Linked DNA regions of Homo sapiens: region 1 is linked to region 2. A link is a contact called in ENCODE Hi-C or POLR2A ChIA-PET data. All regions are on one chromosome and are shown on one strand. The core of a region is the stretch at or near the end of the contact, and the rest is flanking DNA. Distances in the headings are between cores, read along the strand shown. Region 1 overlaps GMDS (GDP-mannose 4,6-dehydratase). Region 2 overlaps GMDS (GDP-mannose 4,6-dehydratase).

Region 1 (4,519 bases), core at 1,458-3,957, 360 kb after region 2:
AAATACCTTTACACTGAGGTATATTTATTTACAAAGACAAATATATGCTTACATTTTTATAGAACATCTAAGTTTTATTGAAATATTAGCAAATCAATAGCCAGGTACGATCACTCCCTTCATTCACCCTGGGACTTGTGCATAGGCCAGACTCCCGGGATGTCAGCCGCATGTGATGTGGAGATAACTGTGATCTTATTATCTGAAATGTTTGAATACGGAGAGGGTCCCAGTCTTCATTAGAAAGAAACTTAACCAGGACAGTAAATATGTTCAATTCCTCTTAAAATGTCCAATTTACTGATAAGTGGGGCACATTTTTTTTCATTTAAAAAAAATTGGAATGGCCACCTTAAGGCAAACATTTGAGAAGAAGAAAAATAATACAAATATATTACTTACAAAACAATACAAAAGTGTCTCAGACCAAAAAAAAAAGAAAAAAAAATACAAAAGTGCCCATTCCATGTTGCCATTAGACCAGTTAGTCTTCAGACAGGACTGTCACCATCAATTTTTCATTTTTAAAGGATTTTAATTCTTTCAGCATGTTCATATGGTTTTATAAAGCCCCAGATACCCAGCAAATCCCCTTGGTGTTGTAAGACAAGATTGCTGTTAAAAAATGTTTAGGCTTAGTCAGCTTCTTCTCACTGCTGACTTCACGAGGGGCTCTGGGAAATGGTGTTTATACTGAGCTTAAATTGATAGGGCAAGTTTAATGCAATTGGGTCAAAGGTACAACTGCTTAGCTGGTCTCATCAACCACTCAGGTTTCAGCATGGGTTTATAAAGAGCAGTCTGTAATGATAACATCTGGCTGCTTGAGCGTGACTGCATTTTGCCTGCTATGATTGAATGGAATTTAATGGTGGGAGGAGAAAAGCTGGGGCAATTTCATTTTTGAGTTATGGTTCTAGATAGATAAGACAAAATGGTAGACTTTGATTGGTCTGAGGCCGGCCATCTCGCAGATTGCTTAACAGACCTGCTTCTTCTATAGAACCCTACCGTCACCACTCTCAAAGACAGCTGTCCTCATTGAGTCAATGGTAGAGGCATGGGGTGGGCACAGCTGCTCTAGGCTCATGTGTGTCTGCACGCTAGGCCTCCTCTTTGGCATTGCTCTTCTCGCTGAGTTCTGGTTTGTTGCTCTGTGGAGACTGTGAAGGTCCTAGCGCTCAGCAGAAAACACAGTGCCCTTCCCCCAGAGGGTGCTCCATTAATGGGAGAGTTGACTCCATTCACTGCTGGGCAGAAGGTGGATAGAAAGCCAGTGCCAAGCTGAGTTCAGGCTGTCAAAGAGAGGAGATGAAGAAGTTAGTTCCCAGTCTCCACTATCGTTCCGCTTAGAAGGACACTGTGACCTTGAGGACCAAAAATGTAAATGTCATAAGTCAGCCGTAGACGTTACAGGAGAAGCCTACTACGCAACACCTCCAGAGAGGGACCAGCTTAAACTGTAGCTCCGGATCCCAAGGGTCCTTTTCATTCTGTGGAAACTCGGTGATTCCATTAGTGATCACACCACCGTCACGTGAAAAGCTGACTGTATAATTTCATATTGCCTAAGGTCTTTTATAGTCTTCTCAACTTCACCTTTGGATCATTGAGTGTATAACCTTTTAAATTTGCAAGAACTTTTAATATAAACAAGTAGGTAGACAAACAGGTAGGGATTTACCTCCCTGGTGTAACTAGGCTGAGAGGGTAGAGGAAGGGTCAGGGCTGTACACTTAGCACTTAACCATATTTCCTCCATAAATAAGAAATATTCTTGGTCTTGGTGCATCATCAGGACCAACAGGAGAGGAACCCTAGCCCACCAGATCCACACTGTAAAATAAAGACGGCACAGAAAAGGAGGGGATGCAGGTACTGTGGTGCAGGGGAGAGGATGCTGGGCAGAGCAGGACTCCCGTCTCTAGGATCTCAGAGCGACTTGACCCTCAGGGACTCTCACGGCCTTTGCTGCTTCATCCATAACAAGGGGCAAATGCCTAATCAGTTCACTTCCCATACACTCAGCCCACTTATATGAAAGCCCTCCTGTAGACCGGAAGCCCTACATGAATGGAAGTGTCGTTGTCACTCCTCTGCTGATGACCCACTTGGCTGTCAGTGTGCCCAGAGGTCGAGTTTAACTCCTCCAAGTCGCTGAAATTAAAAATACGGTCTCCAGAAGGAAATAGTCTATGTATTATAGGACTCAACTTGACATACCAAATCCAAACCTACCAGATATATTAAGGTGATATTTAGAAAGTAGTTCTTATTTGAGCTCAGGAGAGCTTTTTCACACAGCGGGCTTCCTTGTAGCCTGAAGACATGATGATATGTACACAGACCCTGTTTTTCTAGGGCTGTTTAGCTATTATGTGTAGCAAGGCACACGTGTATCCTCCTTCATCCAGTTGTGGCCCATCGAGGCAGGAGTATGTGGCCCCCAGAGAGCAGAAAGGAGGCCTCCTGCTCTGGTCCTGGTAAAGGAAGGAAACCAAGACATGGAAAACAACAGCAAAGCCTTCTGCCCCGTGCACCTTCCTGGCAGATCTCATTCCTACCCAAATGGGTAGGAAAATGGGGGAAAGTAATGTATAAAGTGAACCCCAAGTAAGTATTCTGTTGTACTAACAAGCCAGAGGTCTGTCTCCCTTCCTCTTTTACATTCATATTTCATTGTCACTTTCGATTCTTAGGCTGGCCCATTACCTCCCTCAAACAAGGAACTGAAACAAATCTCTTTAAAGCAATCATGGTTATACATTTTATATTTCATTGTCACTTTTGATTCTTAGGCTGGCCCATTACCTCCTTCAAACAAGGAATTGAAACAAATCCCTTTCAAGCAATCATGGTTATATATTTTGTGCCCTTAAAAGTATAAGCCAGGAGGGGGGAGAGATAGCATTAGGAGATATACCTAATGTTAAATGACGAGTTAATGGGTGCAGCACACCAACATGGCACATGTATACATATGTAACTAACCTGCACATTGTGCACATGTACCCTAGAACTTAAAGTATAATAATAAAAAAAATTAAAAAGTATAAGCCACCTCTGAATATAGTGATCAAAGATAAACTGCCAACTGCCACTTCCACCAGTCATACTCTGTCCAAGAGATACACGTACTCTGTGGTAGAGATGTGCAAAGCCAGCTGAGTATGCAGAAGTCTATCTGTATTCACATAGCACGTGTGGTGTGTGAGAGCGATCCTGGTGAACAATAGTGACGTGAATATGTTCATTCTACAGTTAGGACGCTTCTAACTTTAGTTTCAAAATGTTTCTACTGCACTATACCTTGGTATCAATGAGATTTTTAAAAAATCTCTACCCACATGTGAAGCCTCTTTACTACTATATAATCACTAGTACTTTCCAAATTAAATATTATGCTTACATTATTAAACATTAGCATTGCCCCCTGTTAGGCCAGAACTGTGGCTGATCAGGGAATAGTTTACATGAGTCTCAAACATGTCAATGTGACAGAGTGACACAGTAAATCACCTCTAACCAGTATGGCTTATACTCAAAAGCACATTGCTTTCAGCTTCGTTATGTGATTGTCCGTGCTGTGCCTGTAGGAGTGGCCAGACACCATGAATCGGGGACTCTAGGGAGAACAGGACACTCATTCATCTCACGCCTCTCTAAGGAGAAACAATTCCTCTCCTCTGAAGAGAATACTCACGGTCTCCCATGTGAGTGAACGATGAAGTTGTAAGAACACTCCCCCACCTCACTGTTGGTGACAGAGGACAGTGTGGTTCCAGGGGGTGGGCAGGTGAGAGGGTCCAGAGAGTGAAGGAGATGCTTGGATGATCCAGAAATCTGGGGCCAGCTCATTGGCCCAGACTTTCATTAGTTTTGACTGAAGGCTGACACAAGATTCAAGTAGCAAAGGGCAGATTCTCGGCCTTACAGAGAAATGATAAAGATTCCAAGAGTTGATTTTTGCAGTAAGAATGGGTAACATTTAAGAAACACCAAAGTAAAATTTGACTAGGTTACTTCTTTTTCTTTTTATAAGCAACTTTTAGCCTAATTATTGTAAAGAACTATAACGGGGCATGCATGTGATTTATTTGTTGAAATAAATGTAAGCACTTATCCAACAAATTCTTACTGGGTGCCTACCGTGTGCCAGGCACTGCTCTGGGTCCTGAGGGTGCTAAGCCAGTAGGTGACTTATTCCAACAAATTACAACAAATAAATTACATGCTCCCATTCATACAGGAGGGCACAGACCACAAACATGTTAATAACATGTCAGGAGGAGATCTGTGCCATGAAGAAAAATAAAGCAGGGTAAAGGTGATCAAGGAAGGCCTCTCTGATGAGACATTTCAGCAGAGCCATGAAGGAAATGAGGGAGCAGGGCACACGGATCTTCACCAGTCACCGGGGGACTCCTGTGCAAAGGCCCTGTGGCAGGTGTATGCTTTGCCAGTTGAAGGAACAGCAGTGGGGCCAGTATTCCTGGCACAGAGAAATGGTGAGGGCAGT
Region 2 (4,726 bases), core at 1,040-3,539:
TGTAGAGAGTAATGTGATCATCTTTACGTGTGAGAGAGTTGATACAGTAATAATTTATTTTGTTTATAAAAGGAATTGGAGAAAATCCTTGTTATTGTATTGGTGTTGAGTCACAAAGATAATACTTGTGTTCTAGGCTTTTTCACATTTTAGTGAAACATATGCTATATATCACTATGTCCCAAGCAATACATTTTGAGCTACAGTATAGCTACAATTTAGCGAACCACTTTATAACAGTTTTACTATGTTTATCTAGCGCACACGGCCTTGTTTGGAGCCAATGCATAGTTTGTCAACTGTACTACTTAAAAAAAATCTGTTACCTTCACCCTCAGAAAGTAATAGTTCCAAAGGAACTGTTATAGAGTGAGTCTTATAAATTCTTCTGTGTGCACATGTCATTCATCCCCAGAGGTCATTTAGAGCCCTGAGACTTACTGTGGCCAAATGTGTTGTACAAACTGCTGCAAATCCTTGGGAAATTTAAATAAGAAAGGGTTTTATATGCATTTTATGTAGGGAGCAAGGTCCATGTAAAATAGAAGTTGGGACAACATTGGAAGTTGTGTGCTCCCTCTTAACCTCGTCCTACAAATTCGCAGATGCTGGAGAAAGAACAGCAAAATTTCCTCCAGGTGCTTTACAACCACCAGATTCAGATTTGCCTCCCTTATCTTTTTCTTGGCTCTCCAGCATCACAAATTTGACACAGGTGTTCCCATGCACCACCCCCACACATACTTTAAGAAGATGTGGGCATATATTATCTTTGTCCACTTTTAATTTCGAAATGATCTTGCAAAGACCAAACCCACAGACTCTTGTGGAGGAGATGGACAGTAACCAGCAGTGATGGATCTGTCTGGTTGTGCAGAGCATGCTGTGGGAACCACATGGGCTGTGTGTTGATCTCTGTGTGGGCACCCGCTTCCCTCCTCCTCCAACCTGCCCCCTTCTCTGGACTGTCTTCATATCACTGGGAGAAAGGCAGTTCACGAGTTGGATGTAATGCATGCTATCTGTTTTTATTGTAGAGGTTTGACTAGGACCGAGTAAAATCCTTAGGAGGCCCCCAGCACAGAAGATAGTATTACATGCTGCTCCTGTACACCCCAATATATAATTCAAAATGACACAAAATTTAAATTTATATTTAAATTAAAGTACCTTCTTCAAAATATTTCTTTGGAATATTTTGATGTCAAAATTTTAAATAAATTTGTTAAAGATAAGCTTTTCTTTTGGGGTGACACATGGAATCCAAGCATACACTTAGTAAGACTTATGTGATCCAGCATGGGGTTGGCCCCAGATCCCTCCAGAACACAATTCAAGATTATTTCATAATAGAAGTGATGCCTGACACAAGTCTTGTAAAATGAGCAAAGTGTTTCCAGCCTTTTTAAGTTTGCCACTTATACTGGGAGGAGAGGTTGGGCTGGACTGCAGGTGCAGTTGGCAAAACTGTCCTGTCAATGCAGACATAATTCTGGGAAATTACCAATACCCTGGACAATTTGCAGTAAATTTTTGCCAGGTAGATAATTTATCTGCTTTTAATATCTCTTAGTTGAGGTGTTAAGAAATAGCAGAATGCCCCAAGGATTACTGATAGGTGGTGAGAAGGAATTTGAGGGGAGTCAGAGACAGGGCAGGTTGACAAACCGGACAGTCACCTGCTGAGTAATTAAATAAAGGTTATGATTTATTTTAATGTAGTTGCAAAATATCTGGTTAGGGTGTGTGTGTAAATATATGTGTGTGAGAGACAGACACACACAGACACAGGCAGAGATGGAAGAAGCCAAAAGGTGATGTCCACAATTAAATTTAGATTAATATTTGCTGGGATTTTGATTGGATTTACTTTCTGTCTTGAAAGAGATTAAACTTTAACAAAATGCTTTCCAGTTCTTAAACATATATAATTATCTATTTTTTAAAAAAGGTATGGTAAAGGTCTTAATTTCTGCCATCTCATTCCCTCTGGTTAAAAAAAAAAGAAAGAAAGAAAAAAAATCACCCAGCAGAGCCATCTATCTTGTATAATCATCCTCATAAACCCCTAAAGTATGCTTTGCTCCCAAAACATTATTGGCATGGATCCTGGCATACAATCATCACACCAGTAATTACAGCTGTTAACTGGAATATAGTCGTTAGTATTTACTAGCCTCTATTATGAACACATAAATCATTTCATAAAACGGTGAGTGGACACATTACTTGTCGTTTTGTTTATGTTAGACATTCTCTGCAGGTATTCTACATGAAAGTTAAAGCATTCTGAGGCTCTTTTTGTAGACTGTGCTTATCATTAATAGAAAGCAGCATGTGTGCATCCTGCAAGCCCATTTCCTTATTTAAAGTGGGCATCCTTCCTCTGCTGAGATGTGCTTCCTCTTTCGTTACAAGACTGAAGATCAAGCCTTTGTAAACCCTTAAAGGTACATCCCTTCCAAATGACCTTTTGTCCTGAGCGACGAAGATGTATTGTTTAGTCCACTCAGAATTACATGGGGTGTCCTAAGAATTTTTGTTTTGGTTAATTAAATTTGGAAATGTGTCATTTTTTCCTATTATAAAGCATAAATGAAAGTCCAGTCAAATTGATTTTAGAGTTCTGGTAGATGAGATAATTGCAGAAGCTAAATGATTTAGGGTTTAAAAATGTGTTTAGCTTTTCTTCACTTAGAGAAACTTAAAACATATTTAACTTAAGTGAACTTGTCTGTGCTTCTTTTAATCTTATAAGGTGAGTTTATATCAATGTCATATGCTAAGCAGTCTTATGAATTAAACTAAATGGAATGAGGCGCTGTTTGTGTGAACAAAAGTATTCATTTTACACATAAAGATGTTTGTTCAAAGAAGCTAAAATGGAGATCTAAATCAGAATTCATTGAAATATGTAAGATATTGTTTTACAAGCTAGATTTTTTTAAGGCGGGCCCTTTAATAGTAGCTTTCGCCAAGAGTTCTGTTTTTCTTTAAAGTTTTGAAGCTTTTTTTAAACCTTTGTTCAAAGAACTATAGACACTAGAATTTTTTTAAGAGTCCAAAAGTGTAGAAGAACAGGACTCTGCAGTGGCAATGAGTTTATATATTGTATCATGATAGAAAGCCAATTTGATTAATATGACAAAACCTCCATTTTCTTCTACTGTACATGTTCAAATTTTGCAGATCATTTTGTGAAGTTTTTACTTTCCGTTAAAAATATATTTTTAATAAAAACTTTTCATAAACTTTATGAAATGTAAATTTATGGCTTCTTGCTGTGTCTGTATTATTACATGCTATTTACCCTGTTTTCTAATAACTGTCTTGTACTCTGCTATTTCCTTACATTTGTTTCTGGAAGAATCTTCCTTGCCTTTAGCTGCCATGTTCATAGAGCAGTAAGTTCTGCTGTTGTTTCTCACTCCTGCCAAATATGCTTATCATTATGTTGATGATTTCTCTTCCTATTCCAAACCCTAACACTTTTCTCCTGGACTTGCAAGAATTTCTCCCTCCATCTCTGCATATTTTATATATTCAAATAAAAATCTTTCAAATTCCCTGCTTTAAAATAAAATCACCTTAGCCCCTTTCTGAGCATGCTAAACTCAAAGGAAAAGAAAATATTAATTAAGCCCTGGGTTGCAGAGCTTTCTACCTGTGAATCTCTCTATATCTGGCTGCCTTTTTTCTCCCATTACCTTCACTTGTTCTGCCCATGCAGCCAGTCTCACACAGAGAATGTCCTTGCCCAAAATGTGTTCGCTCCTTCCTCTGGCTGTGTCCACCTGTTCCACGTTTTTCTCCAAGGACTTCATTCTCCCTCGCTTCATAAGATCAGAATGCTACAACTTCCAGAGTACCAGCCAGGGTCCTCTTCTTCATGGAGCCATTTAGACACAATGATCTTGTTTCAAACTATATTCTCTGGTTCCTGTTCTTAGTTTACCATTATGCTTTTGATTATGTACATGCTAAAATGTATTCCATAATTTCTGGGGGATTTTTTGGTATATTTTCTTTGATATTATTATTTCTTATATGATCTGTGTTCCTTGGAAAATGTATTTACCTCATTTCCTATTTCTTGGTAACATCTCAGAATTAGTACAAAGGTCTTCATGTGGGCAATATTCAATAAACTAATGAAGCTGTAATAGTCAAGTTACAAAGTATATAATTTCGGCTTGATTAATATGCACTGACATCCCACTTCTCTATTGCTCTGGCAGCTGGCTGCCTCATCCACAGACACTGGGTTCTATGAAGTTCACTTTGCTCTGTATCCATCAGCATTATCCAAACCAGGCACTGGGAGGAATTCCCAGGAAGTTTTGAGAGTGGCTGTGAGCACTTTAGGAAATGTTCATGCTAAAATTAAAACAATTTTTCTGATAACATGTACAAATTACAAAACTGAGATTCACAACAAGTTTCTGTCTATGGCCAGTGACGTAGAAAATAAAAATGTCGATTCAGCTGCTGGTGGTTTTGAATATCATGCTAAGAGAAACGATGTGTGCGTTAACCCTTCTCTTTATGTCTCGTGTAAATTGCAAAGATCTTTCTGCATGACTTGGTGTTATTATTATCCTTATTTTCCACGTCATTAAGTCCATGACACATTCTGAAGATACTTGTGTGAGGACTGGGAAAGCAGAACAAATGGAACCTCATGAATGGAGAGTGAAGGTGTGTGCTTGGGAACTAAGACTAGATG

The links. Hi-C counts contacts between places; a loop is a spot of excess contacts on that map. ChIA-PET counts read pairs that join two places held with the same protein, here RNA polymerase II (POLR2A). Pooled maps may share reads with other maps.
Region 1: a pooled map shows a loop between it and region 2 (2.8-fold over the local background). The contact joins two enhancer-like sites. A Hi-C loop is called at or near these places in 1 of 50 pooled maps. POLR2A ChIA-PET finds 5 or more read pairs at or near these places in 4 of 52 experiments (CD4-positive, alpha-beta T cell, GM12878, activated CD4-positive, alpha-beta T cell and 1 more).

What each region holds. Positions count from the first base shown.
Region 1 is chr6:1,663,624-1,668,142 of GRCh38, reverse strand. All of the region lies in intron 9 of GMDS (GDP-mannose 4,6-dehydratase), which reads left to right. It overlaps LOC107986514 (a long non-coding RNA gene), which reads right to left. Exons shown (of 2, transcript XR_001743788.2): 1 at 2,239-4,519; 2 at 1-1,295. Among named protein-coding and RNA genes, the nearest start is that of FOXC1, 56 kb to the right of the region's middle. RefSeq lists enhancers at 2,393-2,562, 2,573-2,802. Within about 2 kb of position 2,707, at least 2 of the 41 ENCODE cell types and tissues checked have a DNase peak (open chromatin) inside an H3K27ac peak, as active enhancers do.
Region 2 is chr6:2,026,279-2,031,004 of GRCh38, reverse strand. The region is part of intron 4 of GMDS (GDP-mannose 4,6-dehydratase); the gene reads left to right. Among named protein-coding and RNA genes, the nearest start is that of GMDS, 220 kb to the left of the region's middle. Within about 2 kb of position 2,289, at least 2 of the 41 ENCODE cell types and tissues checked have a DNase peak (open chromatin) inside an H3K27ac peak, as active enhancers do.